2 separate regions of the Homo sapiens genome follow, and region 1 is linked to region 2. Evidence: chromatin loops called from intact Hi-C (ENCODE). Cell type or tissue: heart left ventricle. All regions are shown on one strand. Links, peaks and the distances in the headings refer to the core of each region. The heading gives the core; the rest is flanking DNA.

Region 1 (8,339 bases), core at 151-8,150, 540 kb before region 2:
CACATATTATTTTTGACTACAGTCATCCTACAATGGTATAGAACACTGGAACTTATTCCTCCTTGACGCTATTTTATATGATGCCCTCTACTCTAGAATTGTTGTTCTAAACAACAGAATGTTAGTTACTCTCTTTTCTAGATAATCAGAATGTTAGTTACCCTCTTTATTGTTATTTTGTCTAAAATTGATGTGGCGATCCTAGATTTTTTTTTTGGTTCCTATTTGTCTGGTATATCTTTATTCATCACTTTATTCCCTTGTCCTCCATATGTTTTGGATTATCTTTTATAAATAGAATGTAACTGATTTTTTTTCTTTTTGAGACAGAGTCTCGCACTTTCCCCCAGGCTGGAGTGCAGTGGGACGATCTTGGCTCACTGCAACCTCCGCCTCCTGGGTTCAAGCGATTCTCCTGCCTCAGCCTCCTGAGTAGCCGGGATTACAGGAGCCCACCACCACCCCCAGCATTTTTTTTAGTATTTTTAGTAGAGACTGGGTTTCACCATGTTGGCCAGGCTGGTTTCGATCTCCTGACCGCATGATCTGCCTGCCTCAGCCTCCCAAAGTGCTGGGACCACAGGCGTGAGCCACCGCGCCCGGCCTTTTTTTTTTTTTTGATGGAGTTTCGCAACCTCTGCCTCCCAGGTTCAAGCTCTTCTCCTGCCTCAGGCTCCCAAGTAGCTGGGATTACAGGCATGTGGCACCACGCCTGGCTAATTTTGTATTTTTAGTAGAGACAGGGTTTCTCCATGTTGGTCAGGATGGTCTCGAACTCCTGACTTCAGGTGATCTACCTGCCTTGGCCTCCCAAAGTGCTGGGATTACAGGCATGAGCCACTGCGCCCAGCCAAATATAACTGATTTTTAAATCTAATCTGTTTTTACTGTGGGAATTTGAGCCATTAATATTATTATGGTATATTTAGGTTTGTATTTATTATCTTACTCCATCATGAATTTTTTTTATCCCAATCACCTTCTTCATTTTAATTCTAAGCTTTCTGAGGTTTGTTTTGTGGAGATGGGGTCTTGCTGTGTCACTCAGACTGGAATGCAGTGGTGCAATCATAGCTCAGCTGCGGCCTCTAACTCCTCGGCTCAGGTGATCCTCCCACCTCGGCCTCCTGACTAGCTGGGACTACAAGTTGCATGCCACCACACTCAGTTAATTTTTAAATATTTTGTACTGATGAGGGTCTTGCTACGTTCATCAGGCTGGTCTCAAACTCCTGGTGTCAAGGGATTCTCCCACCTCGGCCTCCCAAAGTGGTGGGATTACAGGCGTGAGCCACCTTGCATGGCCAACAGGATCTCTTGATAGTATGTTTCCAAAAAAAAAAAAGATCATCAAATCAGAATACCACACAAGGAAGCTTTGCTAACATGAGCTTCTGTTCTTCGCCTATGGAATCTGACTGAGTCCATGGTGCTGGATTTGGTGAAGCGTTGGACAAAGGAGTCATCCTAGGTACATAAACAAGAGGAAAGTACAAGTGATAATGAGGGAAACAGCAAGTTCATCATGAACTACAGATAACCTCTACTTTCATTTCTTTTCCTGTCTAGCTTAGGTGGGTTCTGGTAATTCCCCTGGGAATGAAGTGCCCAATTCTTATTTCTTTTTTTTCCTTTTTCTTTTCTTGTCTTTTTTTTTTGAGACAGAGTCTTTCTCTGTCGCCGAGGCTGGAGTGCAGTGGCGCGATCTCGGCTCACTGCAAGCTCCGCCTCCCGGGTTCACACCATTCTCCTGCCTCAGCTTTCCCAGTAGCTGGGACTACAGGCGCCCGCCAGCACGCCCGGCTAATTTTTTTGTATTTTTAGTAGAGACGGGGTTTCACTGTGTTAGGCAGGATGGTCTCGATCTCCTGACTTCGTGATCCGCCCGCCTCGGCCTCCCAAAGTGCTGGGATTACAGGCGTGAGCCACTGCGCCCGGCCGGCAGAGCAATTTTTACCTGTTCTCTGAAGATTTTCCAGCTCACTCCAGGCGACATGTTTTCTCCATTTCCTGACTGCCAGGGTGCTAGGGGGCATCATCACCAGGTTTTCAAGTATGTTCTGTGTTCTACGATGGTTTCCTGTTGTTAACCCTTTCATCTTACTATTTCTTTGAGAGTAGAAGCCATGCTTTAGTAAGTGCTTAATAACACCCAATAAATATTTGTCGACTAGTCCATTAGTTGAAGTCTAGCCCCCTAAGCCTCCGTTTTTCCCCAGGAAACTGTCAGTCCCCAACTCTGTTGCTTGCCTTCACAAGCTAATATCCACACTACAGAAAAGGACCAAAGAGGCAGGATTGGGCCCCAGATATGGATAAATCATTGTGGCCAGATATATCTCAGGACAAAAGTGGGAACTTGGTTTCTTGGTTTTGGAGAGCTCATTGGCTATAGAGTACTGCAAACATTTTTGTACTTAAGTGTCATTTTAAAGCTCAAGTTGGTTTCTCTACATGATATGGTCTTTTTCTCCCTACCTTGGGAAATTAGTGTTATTTTAAAAATGGTCTTAAAACATATTGATGCCCACTTGTTTTTCATAAGGAAATATGAAAAATGTTCAGACTTCACCAGTGGTTAAACAACGCAAATGGTGGCAACTTATATAATTAGCCAACCTGTTTTAAAACGAAATTTTGCTATGCTGGTGAGGTCTTGGCAAAGTGCTACATCCATATGTAGCCAGTTACAATGTAAGTTGGTTCAACCCTTTGAAAAGCAGGTAGCAATTCTGATCTAAGAACCATAAAAATGTTTATTTCTTTATTTTTGATCAAATAGTCCTAGGTTCTGGAATCTATCCTAGACAAAGCATCTAAAGGGAGTTGAATGCTCTGTGTTTGAAAATGTTCACTTTAATCTTTATTTTTAGCATGGAAAACTGGGAAACAAGCTACTAATAACTACCACTTGTCTGGCTCTGCAGTTCACAAGCAGCTGTCACATGTATCATTTCCTTTGATTTTACCGTGTCCCTGGGAAGTAGGTGCGGTTGTGACCCTTGCTTCATGGATGAAGAGACATGTTCAGAGTGGTTAAGATACACAGATCACACTGTTGGAATAAAAGCAGAACAAAGCTGAGGTTTTCTGATTCCAGGGGCTGATCGTGCAGTATGACATCCCTTTATATCTGTGTCTGGCAACAGGGTAAATGTTAACCCAGGAACGTGAGTGTAAGTATCTAGCATTAACATAATTATTTTGAAAGCAACATAGCAATATTAAAAAATACTAGGCTGAAAAAAAGTACAAAAAAATCACATATTTGCTGTAATTATTACATAAAATTAGATAGCCATCATACTTAAGGACTGGAAGGGAAGGGAAGAAATGAAAGTCATTGAGAGGTTTCCTTTCATTTTAGTACCACTGTGCTTATCATTTCATATTGCTGGGAACCATCTGGCACTCTTTGGCTCTTGAATGGAATCATAATTTTCTTAGGAAAAGTTATATATATAGAAACGCATTGCACCGGGTTGCACTCGCTTTGAGAACACTAAATATAAAATTTCCTGGAATTATAGATTCACAGAGTCACAAAGGCCTATGAGGGAAGGACCAGTGCTGGTGACAGAGAGAGGCTGAGCGCAGCAGTCCCCAGCCCATGTTCTGGCTGTTTCATCTCAATGACACTTGGGAAGCGAACCTTGTGTGGAGCATGGAGGGGTGGGACCTCCTTGTGAGGCTGACAAAAGAGGGCTGGGCTTGCCAAATGAAATCAGGCCTTGGGAGGGTGGAGGAGCCTCCATTGTCCTCAGCGCCAGTGATTAAATGCCGGATTACAGAGGAAACATTCTTTCCATCCTCCCCAGCCCCCAACCTCAGCCCATCAGGCCCATTCACAAGGCTCCTTCCCCCAAATATTGGCCACGGTGCCTTCTATTTATCACCCTCACAGAGGACACTACAACCCACACAAAGGGGCTTCAGGAGGCTAATGTAAACCAGGTAATAGAAGAAATCAAGAGCTGACACCTCAAAAATGCCACAGGGGCTGTGGGGCAAAGGAAAAGACATATGGTGTGAAAAGCACCTCCCAGACGCTGCTCCGCTCTCACGCTCTGCCTGTAGTTGGCACTCGGTTATTTTCTTGTACCTTCTACTGGCCAAGCACTCATGCCTTGCTGCACATCTAGCTAGTTTTCTCTCTTTTCCAGACGAGACATGTCATGTCGGGTAGCATCATTTGCAACAGCCTCGTCATCCAGCTGACATGGATATTTGGTTCTCCTTTGTTACTAAGGCCTTGCCTTTCCAGGAGCATCCACATAGACTCTGCCAGAATGTCATCAGACTAGGCTAGTATCTTGGGCTCAGCTTAATATTCTCTCAGCCTGACATATTGGATCACAGCAGTTAGGACAGAAATTTTGAAAGGTTGGGGAGAGAGCTGTATGGGAATAGTGCCTGGAATAAATAGATACAAACATTTTAGAACTACTGCATAGACCTAGATGTTCATCAAAGTATTCATTTGCTTTTTAAAAGGAAAATATTGTGAAGTGTCTTCCAAATAGGCAGTGAGTAAATACATGCTGCAGGTGGAATGAACGAGTGACTTAGGGAATCAGAACACAAACTGTCATGCCAGATTGCTTGGACTTTGTGACTTACTACCTAAGTGACCTTGAACAAGCTCAGTTTCCTTGTCTGAAAAGTGGAGATAATGGTGATGATAATGATGATAGTACTTGCCTCACAGGATTGAAAGCATTATGTAACAAGCTCTCAGATCATCATCTGTTACAGAATACATGCTGTAGGAAGTGTGAGCTACTATTATTATTATTACTTGCTTACAGCAAATAAATCCTAGAGGTGTATTAGCAGCACCAACTTTCCTACAGAGCCAAAGAATATAGAAATGCCAGTATGGAGAGGGATAATTCTGATTATTTCTTTTTTTTTTTTTTTTTTGAGACATAGTCTTGCTGTCTCCCAGGCTGGAGTGTGGTGGTGCAATCTCAGCTCACTGCAACCTCTGCCTCCTGGGTTTAAGCAACTCTACTGCCTCAGCCTCCCAAGTAGCTGGGACTACAGGCGCATGCCACCATGCCCAGCTAATTTTTTGTATTATAGTAGAGATGGGGTTTCACAGCGTTGCCCAGGCTGGTCTCGAACTCCTGAGCTCAGGTAATCTGCCCACCTCAGCCTCCCAAAGTGCTGGGATTACAGCCATGAGCCACTGCACCTGGCCCTGATTATCTCTTTATACTGTATGTCCTTAAGTACAATTCTTAAAGAAAATACTAGCACATAGAATTTAGAAGTTTGTTGAAATGCAAAAATCATAGGAATGCAAGGATGGCTTGCTATTATGTTTATTATCATAATTTACTATATTAATAGGTAATGGAAGAAAAAACCCATAATTATAGTTTTGTGACCCAAAGAGCTTTTTTTGTCAAAATTTGACAATCATTTCTTCATTTTAAAAGTTTCAATTAGGAATAGATTCTGGACACAATAAATTAACATGTAAACACATATGCACGTATTAGTTGAAAAACCATCATGATGCTAAATGGCAAAATGCTAAAACCATTTTTTCCGTTATTAAAGACAATATTGGTCACCATGGAAACTATTTTTTTAATACTGTTCTAGGAGTACTGGCCAGTGCAATTAGATAAGAGGAAAAAAAGCTGTAAATATGGGGAAAATTATTTGCAGATTACATCATTATATATCTCTAAAATCCATATAAATCAATTGAAAAGCTGTTAGAAATAATATGACTAAGTACCTGGTTATAAAGTTAGTTATACAAAAATTAATAGGCTTTTTCTGTACATAAATATAATGGGATGAATTGATCAATTTCAAGTCTGATTGGCTGGATGATTTTTTTTTCCTCTGCAAACCAGACCTTCTCTGCCTCTGAGCAGTGGTCTGTAACAGGATGAATTTCTGTTGGATCAGCTGAAGTGGTGGCTTGGGCAGTGAGGCAATTCTTCATCAAGACATACCTTTTTGTTGCTTCTAATTACCTGCTGGCAGGAACTAAAAGTGTGTCTCTTGTATGCATGCCATGTGTGTAAAATTAGAGTCTTTGAAATTGTTCAAATAAAGAGGATTAGTTATAGTTGTAGGGAGATATAAAGACTAAGCCAAAAGAAGCAGAGTTTATCTGCCTTCACACTTCACCCATCTGTTAACCCGGCTGAGACACATTTTCTTGTAGCATTAGTATTTTATGCACTGTTTTTCTTGATATAGTAACAGATTTAATTCATTCTTTATGGTAATAGATCCCTTGTATCCATAAAGAAAGAACATATTCCATCATTACCTTAATATCATGTCTAATACAGAGTGGCCGTACAATTGGAAAGTTATTTCTCAGACCACTAAACTTACACATAAATGTTAAACACTGTATATTACTTTTAAGCTTACTTTTGATCTGCTATCAAACCTAAGAAGTTGTTTTATTTTGATTAACTCTATATAATAGTTAATTTTTTTCCTCTAAAATGTGTTTTAAAGGCTGAAGCTGTATTTGACATCATTTTTAAAGCTATGTGATTTATTCTTTTTTATTCTCCACTGTCAAATATACATATTTGAAGATATGTATGGTAATACCATTTTCAAGCACTAGCTAGTTTAAGGAGCATAGAGCATGGTAAGTGATATAAAACTTCATTCACCCATAAACCCCAAACCCCTAGTACTGAATGCCCACATATATCATCCTTACTATCAGAGAAATTATGTTTATAACATATGCTGAGTTCAAGACCAGCCTGGGCAACATGGCAAAATCCCACCTCTATGAAAAAATATGAAAATCAGCCAGGTGTGGTGGCGCACCTGTAGTCCCAGCTACCTGGGGGGCTGAGATGGGAGGATAACCTGAGCCCTGGCAGGTCAAGGCTGCAGTGAGCCATGATTGTGCCACTGCATTCCAGCCTGGGTGACAGAGTGAGACCCTGTCTCAAAAAAAAACAAAAGAGAAAAGCATTCAGCTTTTTGCTTCCTACATGTATGTCACCACATAAACAAAGGAAAGTGAGACTCAAGTTACCGTAAAAGAGTCCTTCACTGGAAGCAAATCCTCAACTGTTTTAGAAAAATGAGTTTATGATCATTATTATTTTGCTAAAAGGATTCTTTATTTCATCACAGGAACCTTCTACTAACCCCCTTTAGTCTAAAAAAGCTCTAATCTATAAAAATTAAAAATATATAGATCAATTTGATCCTTATAGTTTATCCATCCAATAATTTTTTGGTTAATATTTGCATGGCAGATAAATCTTTACTTCCCTTATTTCTACCTCCTGTATTGAGTGCTCAATCAACTTTTAAATAAATTATCACATGTATATATACATAATAAGATTACTTAACATTCCTATGTTGAATTTTGAATTTGTTTCATTTGTTCATTCATTCTTACATCCAACAGATATGGATTGCAAACCTACTACATGGCAAGCATAAGTGCCCCGGGGTTATGGCAGTGAACAAAATTCTTATCCTCATACAGTTTATCTTCTGATTTGGTGGATATGAGAAACTGGTGAACTTAAGCTTAAAATCAATCAGATGCTGAGTTTGTTATTAAAAAACAGAAAAGAGAGCTCAGGTTAAATACATGCACTAGCTAATCTAAATCTTTCTTGGAAGTAGACTTGGTACTAGTCTCTCAATTATCAATCATTTGGGCATTCTGTGATGATTTTATTATATCCTTAATTGCATTGCAGAAATGGAAAAAAAATTATCTCTTCCAATTGCCGTTCCCATCTGATGAGTCCTTCATGGGAGCAACAAGCAGCTGATTTGCCATCAGCTTTGTACCAGTGTAGGGGCTATTTTGGCAACAACATATGCTTTGGTGTCAGAGTAACTGACCTTCGAATCTTAGCTCTTACTATGATATTGGGCTAGTTACTTGATTTCTCTGAGCCCATTCTTCCATCTGTTAAACAGGCATATTAATCCTGCTTTAAAGGAGTATAATTCAGATTAATGAAATAATCGGTGTATAGTACCTGGCAGGTCAGAGCTCCCCTACCCAAGGTCCCCATTTAGTGGCAGAGCCAGGATTAGATCCCACATCACCTCACTCTGGTGCCAGTCCTTGTCTCGTACCATGTTTACATTTAATAATCTCTGGTGATTTTACTCACATGACGAGACAATAGATTTATTCATCATTTATTAAGAAGACATTGAGTTCTTTGCTGTGCTGCCTCTTTGACCTCTCTGGGCCAAAAATGAGGGAGTTGTATGAGGCTCCAGGGTCTCTTTTAACCATGCACTTCTATGACTCTATGCAGGGTGGCCAACTGTCTTGATTTGCCTCAGACTCAGGGGTTTCC
Region 2 (8,339 bases), core at 323-8,322:
GAGCAGACTTCAAGAATTCTCCCCCACAGAGCCTTCAGATGAGAACACAGCCCAGCCGACACCTTGACTTCAACCTTACAATATGCTGAGCAGAGAGCCTAGCCATGCTGGACTTCTGACCACAGGGTGTGAGCTAATCCATGAATATTGTTCTAAGCTGCTAAGTGTGTAGGAATTTGTTGCACAGCAACAGAAACCTAATATACTAGGTGACAGGCACAGAGAGGTTCATAACCCTAGTCTATTTCTGTACAAGTCTGAAACTTTCCATAGTGAAGAAAACCAAAATATTTCACCCCAAAATATATTTCCTTGACATAGTTCAAGATGGTGATTCAGAAGGGCTAGAAATACAAGAGCAACTAAAACGCTGTCTTTTGTCAGGGAGATTTGCATCTGTCGAGAAAATCTGCACGGATGCAACCAGGCTTCCTCTCAGGCCCTCCCTTGTCCTATCCAGGAAAGATTAACTGAGAGTCAGACATCTTTAAAGGTCCGAAAAGCATTCATCACCTATTCTCTCTGAGCACTGCTATCTGTAAACTTTCTAACAAGACCACCTTTGCTAACCAGACCTCATCTTCTCCCCCTCCCATACCTGTTTTGCCATGATTCAAGTCCCCATTCTGTCTGTACACTCAGGAAGGCATGGAAGCTACTGAGCCCCACTGGGGAGTTGGGGTCATCACTCTGGGGTTCTCCTGTGTGCACGTTAATACATTTGAATGCCTTTTATCCTTTTAATCTGCCCTTTTTTTTTTTTTCTGAGATGGAGTCTCACTCTGTTGCCCAGGCTGGAGTGCAGTGGCATGATCTCGGCTCACTGCAGCTTCCACTTCCCAGGTTCAAGTGATTTCAAGTGATTCTCATGCCTCAGCCTCCCAAATAGCTGGGATTATAGGCACGCCCCACCACACCTGTCTAGTTTTTCTATTTTTAGTAGAGACAGGGTTTCGCCACGTTGGTCAGGCTGGTCTCAAATTCCTGGGTTCAAGCGATCCACCCATCTCAGCCTCCCAAAGTGCTGGGATTATAGGTGTGAGCCACCAGGCCCAGCCTTTATCAGCCTTTTGTCCACTGATTTTTCAGCAAAACCTCAGAGGGTGAAGAGGAAGTTTTCCCTTCGTCACCATAACAGTCATCATAAATGTTTAAAATCCTGATTTTCATGTTGCTAATCGAAGCTGAGTGTTGGGAACTCAGCTGAGTGGCTCATTATACTTCTCTCTAATTTCAGGAACATATAAAATTTCCCATAATAAAACCTTCAAAAATTTGTACAATGATTGATTGGTCAGCAGGCAATTTGAGTAGTTCCTACTTACATTATTTTTGTAAGCAAATATTAATAAGTGCCAGCCTTCTTAAAGGGCTTGTCACCCAGTCACTGGAATCATTCTGTTTCTCAACTGAGTTGTCTCTTAGCTTGTGCCCCAGAGATTTTCACACCCAGGTCATCCTAGTGAGAGTCCAAGGGTGGGAGAGAGGAGCATGCTTTTCTTTATGAAGTAAAGGAAGGGTGATTGTGGAAGGGAAGGTGGAAAAGAACCTCAAAACGTGGGCCCTGAAGATGAATTGTAGGCAAAAGCACTTATGGAAGCTGAGAGATTGCAAATTAATTGCATTAAAGCAGTGGTGGCAGTTTTACCCCCAGAGGAATTTCGCATTGTCTGGAGACATTTTCGGTTGTCACAACTGGAGGGTGGGGGTAGGTGCTACTGGCATCTAGTGGGTACATGCACAGAACAGTCCCTTTTTCCCCACCCAAGTATCATCTGGCCCAAAACGTCAACAGTGACCAGGTGGAGAGACTATGCCTTAGACACATCTGTGTCCACACTTCTGGAAAATCACCAGAAACCCCTAAAATTGTGCATACTCTTTTTTTTTTTTTTTTTTTTTTGAGATGGAGTCTCACTCTGTTGCCCAGGCTGGAGTGCAGTGGCGCAATCTCGGCTCACTGCAAGCTCCTCTTCCCGGGTTCACGCCATTCTCCTGCGTCAGCCTCCCAAGTAGCTGGGACCACAGGCGCTCACCACCACGCCCAACTAATTTTTTTTTGTATTTTTTTCATAGAGACGGGGTTTCACCATGTTAGCCAGGATGGTCTCGATCTCCTGACCTCGTGATCCACCCATCTCAGCCTCCCAAAGTGCTGGGATTACAGGCGTGAGCCACCGCGCCTGGCCAAAGTGTGCATACACTTGACTTTGTTACTTTGAGAGACGTATTTCAATTTTTCTGCTACTAAAAGTGATTGCTTCTACTTGGGAAGGTATGAGCATGGGATGTAGCATTTGTCACTGCAGAGAGGCCAGCAGCCCCCAGGTCTGTAGCAAGACACCCATGCCCTCACTTAATGCTGAAGGAGACCATTGGACTGGCTCCAGAGGGCACCGCCCAGGTGCGCGGGTGCGGTAGGATTGTTTTTGGGGAACCCTGGGGCCAGGCCTCACCTTGTGGGTGGAGTAGAGAGGTTGCTCCTAAAAGAAATGAGAATGGGCCTGTAATCCCAGCACTTTGGGAGGCCGAGACGGGCGGATCACGAGGTCAGGAGATCGAGACCATCTTGGCTAACACGGTGAAACCCCGTTTCTACTAAAAATACAAAAAATTACCCGGGCATGGTGGTGGGCGCCTGTAGTCCCAGCTACTTGGGAGGCTGAGGCAGGAGAATGGCATGAACCTGGGAGGCGGAGCTTGCAGTGAGCCGAGATCGCGCCACTGCACTCCAACCTGGGAGGCACAGCGAGACTCCGTCTCAAAAAAAAAAAAAAGAAATGAGAATGGGCGGGCGCCGTGGCTCACGCCTGTAATCCCAGCACTTTGGGAGGCTGAGGCGGGCAGATCATGAGGTCAAGAGATCAAGACCAGCCTGGCCAACATGGTGAAACCCCGTCTCTACTAAAAATACAAAAATTAGCTGGGCGCGGTGGTGCGCACCTGTAGTTCCAGCTACTCGGGAGCCTGAGGCAGGAGAATTGCTTGAATCTGAGAGGCGGAGGCTGCAGTGAGCCGAGATCGCGCCACTGCACTCCAGCCTGCTAATAGAGTGAGACTCCGAAAAAAAAAAAAAACAACGAGAGTGAGCCTCAGCCCTCCTGGGAAGCAAATGAAATGAACTTCAGGCCAGGAAATGAAGACTTGAAGGAATCCATAATCCCTGATTCAGGGAGGCACCTCTCCCTCCCTCTGATCTCAAGGTGCGTGGGCATCTACCAGGGTGAGAGATTTGCCTGAGGGCACTGTGATTCTGAAGAGGTTGGCCTGGCTCCTTAGCAGACAGGAGGCCCTTCAAGGCCCTGAGTTCATTCCTGTGGGTTCCAAGCATGGCCCCAGCATGGCAGCATTAACAAGTGACTGCCTGGGTAGGAATTCCCTTCCTTTACCCATAAACCTTCAGGGAAGTCACATTAAAGCTGTAATCTTGTCACCACTATCTCTTTGGAAAATGAAGGGAGGGATTTATGCCCAGAGTTGGCTGAACCAGTAGAGAGACAAGCAAAAGGCAGGAGGTGCCAGTGTGGTGAGCAGACCCCTTGGGGAATAGTAAGCAGGCTCTGCTACCAGATGACCAGTTTCTTCGAAACTGGGAGAATTCATCTGAAATGATTATTTATGAAGTTCAAGTATATATTCACCCTGAGCAAGAAGAGTTTATTTGATTTCATTAAAATCATAACTGCATGGAAAACAAGTTGGTAAAATAAAGCATTTGTGTTGCACGTGTTTTCCTCTAAAATTAAACTGGGATTATACCCAAAAGCTGCCTTCTGTAACCAGCTCTGTACCAGTTTGGCTGGTATCTACTTCCTGAAACTCACATCTTTATGACAATAATCATCAAGAATAAATACATGAAGCAAAGCTGGGTCTTCCTAGTTCTGTTGCTGCTTGTCACTTCAGGGAAAGGAAGTTGAAAGAAAGAAGACCGAGTATATTTGTTCATCCTACAAACTGTGTGAGTGTATTGTATGCCCTATAAGGTGCACATCTACTCATTGCCAGGTTCAAGGATCTTTGACTTGGACAAAGTAGAAATTTGGGATGTATACTGCTTTTGGGACTTTCCTTCAACTGTAAACAATTATTATGGAGAAGCATACATTTCTCTGATTCTTTGTTGGCCTTTCAGCCTCTTGACCCACTTCCTCAAATGTATAGTGGTTTTTATATTAAATTTTCCCCTTGACTAAGCAAAGCATGTAGTGTCCAGTTACACTTCCTCTTCAATAGGGAAATGCTTATTTTTTCTATTTGTAGAACTTAAAAGCAAACAGTTGCAATATGAAAAAAATTACTTAGTTCACCCCCCTAGAGTGTGGAAATGGATGATTCAGAATTATTATCAAGTATTTCTTTTGGAGGTTGTACAAAGTTCAGATTCGCAATTAGGCACAAAACAATGTCTTGAAGGGATAGGGACTCCAGGGTACAGTAACCCAATTTGAATTCCAGCCCTGCCACCTACTGGCCGTGTGACTTTGGGCAAATAACTTTAGGTCTCTGTACCTAAAACCCCAAGAAGTGCTTGGTAAGTATTATATAATAATTATAGTAATAAACATAAACTTGGCATGCTCATGCTCACATCGGTATCACAGGGACATTGTAAAGAGAAATGATGAGCATGCAGCTTCTAGCGCAGTTCATAGTTGCAGTATTATCTAGATGATTCTAGGGTCATGTGCTTCAGTCACTTTTTTTTTTTTTCAATAGAGGCAAGGTCTTGCTATGTTGCCCAGATTGGTCTTGAACTCCTGGGCTCAAGTGATCCTCCTGTCTCAGCTTCCCAAAGTGCTGGGATTACAGGCATGAGCCACTGCACTCAACCAAGACACATTTTCCTTCACACACACACACAAGTCCTCCATTATAAAATGGGAGGTGCTGATGCTGATTTTAAACCAAATCAAACCGTCCCACTCTTCAGTCTTTTCCCATCAACATAAGTAGCCACTCCTTCCTTCCAGTCGCTAAGGTCAAAAACCTTATGCCACCCCTGACTCCTGCCTTTCTCATGACCCGCATTCTATCTGTCAGGAAATCGCACCCATGCTACCAAAATACCTCCACTCTGACCACTTTTACCACTTCCACTGCTACTACCCTGGTCCAAGCCACCATTCAGAAAATTAGGACACATCTAAAAAGCATCTTCACAGAAACATCTAGAATAATGTCTGACCGAATGCCTGGGTAGCATAACCTAGTGAAATTGACACATAACATTAACTATCACATGATGTTAAATAAATGATCAAATAGTTGATCCATTAAAATAAGAGTTCAAATGGCTTAGTTTAAGCTAGTGTCATTGAAAGAAAAAAACACACCATTTAAAAAATATGTTCAGGCTGGGCAAGATGGCTCACGCCTGTAATTCCAACACTTTGGGAGGCTGAGGTGGGTGGATCACCTGAGATCAGGAGTTCAAAACCAGCCTGGCCAACATGGCGAAACCCCATCTCTTCTAAAAATACAAAAATTAGGGAGGGTGAGGCAGCAGAATCGCTTAAACCCAGGAGACAGAGGTTGCAGTGAGCTGAGATCGTGCCACTGCACTCCAGTCTGGGAAACAGAGCAAGACTCCATCTCAAAAAAAAAAAAAAAAAAAGTTCAAATTTCAGGGTTTTTAAAATAGACATATTTTTTTCTCTAATGCTAATTTCATTTAAGGTGTTTTCAAAAAGTTAAACAAAAATTTTTCTAAAACTAGATTGTGGTAGTATTTATATAACTCTGAAGTTAATAAGAATTATTGATGTATACATTTAAGATGGATGAGTTTGTGGCATGTAAATTATACCTAGATAAGGCTGTTTTTTTAATTGGGCAATAAATGAGCTGTTGATTATGTAAAAACATTCTATTTCAGGAAGAATATTTAAACAGAAAATTCCGGGGCTGAGACACAACTACACTTGATAGTATGCAATTATAAGTAGGATAAAATCGGGAGACACTTGAAAATTAGTATTACAGACAAAATCCTGAGTAGACACAAGAAAATAATATTTTTAAAATAATCTTTTAAAAATAATTTTTGGCCGACTGCGGTGGCTCATGCCTGTAATCCCAACTCTTTGGGAGGCCGAGGCGGGTGGATCATCTGAGGTCAGGAATTCAAGACCAGCCTGTCGAACATGGTGAAATACCAGCTCTCCTAAAATTACAAAAATTATCCAGGCATGGTGGCGGGTACCTGTAATCCCAGCTACTTGGGAGGCTGAGGCATGAGAATGGCTTGAACCTAGAAGGCAGAGGATGCAGTGAACCAAGACTGCGCCACTGCACTCCAGCCTGGGTGACAGAGTGAGACCCTGTCTCAAATAATAATAATAATAATAATAATAATAATTAATAATGATCTTTTTAAAAGGTAATAAGTTTTTTTCTTATAAATTTGAATGACACTGAAAATATCAACTGCTTTTGGAAGGAAAGAGCTAAAATGCACCCTTTGGATTTAGCCACAAAGAAGCCACTGGTGCCGTGACAGTGACACTCTCCCTTCGTGTTCAGCGACATCAGCACTGGGCTTCCGGAGGCACCTGGAGGAGGGAGCTTCCTTCCCACCTTGTCTTCCTCCAGCGCCACTCATCCCATGTAGGGGACAAACAAAACCTTCCAGAGGTGGGCACCGCTCACCTCTCGGTCCCTCATTTTCTCCCAGCAATCACACTGTGCTCAACCTGCCCTTTTCCTTATTTACTCTCCTTTCTATCTAGCACAGCCACCTTCTCTACTTTCTCCAATTTGCCAGTTTTTCTGGGATTTTTTTTTCCATGCTCTTAAAAATTTCCCATCCTCATGGCAGTGACCACAGTCACCGCAGCATTTTGACAGGTATGAAATGAGACTCATAGTTAGCCACTGTGTGCTCACCTGCTCTGAATATGGTGCCCTGAAAGTCCCTGGACTGTGAGAATTGACAGACACAGATGACCAGTCACCTCTTGACTCACATGAGGTCCAGAAACCCATCTGTACAGCTCCCTTCTTGCAAGGGATCTTAACTGGAGGAAGAGAAAACTCAGCCCCTTTTGACGAATGTCTCATGAATGCAGATGCTGGCTGGCGATAGAAAGGGTGGCAGAATTTGTAGACTGTAAGAACATTCTCCACCTAATTACCCCTTGGCCCAACCTCTATCATTCACTTGCTTCTCCAGTGCCCAGGAGCGATGGGACTAAGCAGGCAGTGCTGAAAGAACTGTGGGGACTCTGTCTGAAAGACCTGGCAAAAGAGCCGGAGCAGTCAGCAGCAGTGTCAGCAGCACAGAGAAGGCATAGCCAACAGCAACATAGCAGAGAAGGCAGGGCACAGCCAACAGTAGGGCTGCTTGCAGCAGGTGCATTTCTGAGGATATGTGTGAGCCCTGCTTTGCTGCCTAGGCTTCCCATCTGCTCTTCTCTCCCCACCCAGGAGCCCTTTGAAGAAATGGCGGAAGAGAAGGAGCCTTTCAAAAGCCAAAGCCTGGACTTCCAGCAACATAGCTAAGGGACAACTGGATTGTTGAGATTTGAGATTCTCTATAAAGGCGATACAGTATACACACACGCTGTGTGGAGCCTGGGACATTCCAGAGATGTTGGTATATGGCAAAGCAATTTATTTGCATACATTTGACATGTATCCAGTCACTTTCCCAAGCTCATGGATACTGGCAAAGCTGTCTTGTTTATTTGTTTGTTTTGAGACAAAGTCGTGCTCTGTTGCCCAGGCTGGAGTGCAGTAGCACCATCCTGGCTCACTGCAACCTGTGCCTCCCAGATTCAAGCGATTTAGAGCCTCAGCCTCCTGAGTAGCTGTAATTACAGGTGCGCCACCACACCCGGCTAGTTTGTGTACTTTTAGTAAAGACGGGGTTCCGCCATATTGGCCAGGCTGGTCTTGAACTCCTGGCCTCAGGTGACCCTCCCACCTCGGCCTCCCAAAGTGCTGCGATTACAGGCATGAGCCACCATGCCCGGCCATGGCAAAGCTTTTAATTGCATCTAAGTGTTTTAGAACAGTAGTTCTCAAAGTATCCAGAACTCCTTTCAGAGGGGATGCAAGGTCAAAACTGTTTTCATAACCAACCAAGAGATGAATTGTCTTTTTCACTATCATTCTTTCAGTGGGATATGCAATGGGATTTTCTAGCGGCTGCATATGTGATATTGCACCCGTGCAGAGCAGAGCAGATGTAAAAACCCAGCTTCCTTCTATTAGGACAGAAACTAAAGAGATGTTTTAAAATCTCTTTTTAAAGAATAGCAATTTTGGCCGGGCGCGGTTGCTCACGCCTGTATTCCCAGCACTTTGGGAGGCCGAGGCGGGCAGATCACTTAAGG

What was found. Peaks named below come from ENCODE experiments on the same cell type or tissue, not always from the same donor. Only the 100,000 strongest peaks of a DNase experiment are listed, where the experiment ranks them.
Region 1: it touches region 2 in a loop (2.9-fold over the local background); 13 of 110 quality-filtered maps call a loop at or near these places.

The regions. Positions count from the first base shown.
Region 1 is chr21:32,831,353-32,839,691 of GRCh38, forward strand. No RefSeq gene overlaps it. Among named protein-coding and RNA genes, the nearest start is that of EPCIP, 22 kb to the left of the region's middle. In heart left ventricle, for the core only: no CTCF peak of the experiment used is centred there; no DNase peak of the experiment used is centred there; H3K4me3 peaks cover 394 bases; H3K27me3 peaks cover 983 bases.
Region 2 is chr21:33,370,372-33,378,710 of GRCh38, forward strand. No RefSeq gene overlaps it. Among named protein-coding and RNA genes, the nearest start is that of IFNGR2, 29 kb to the right of the region's middle. In heart left ventricle, for the core only: a CTCF peak has its summit at 4,478 (motif pointing left); a DNase peak (open chromatin) is centred at 4,476; H3K27ac peaks cover 424 bases.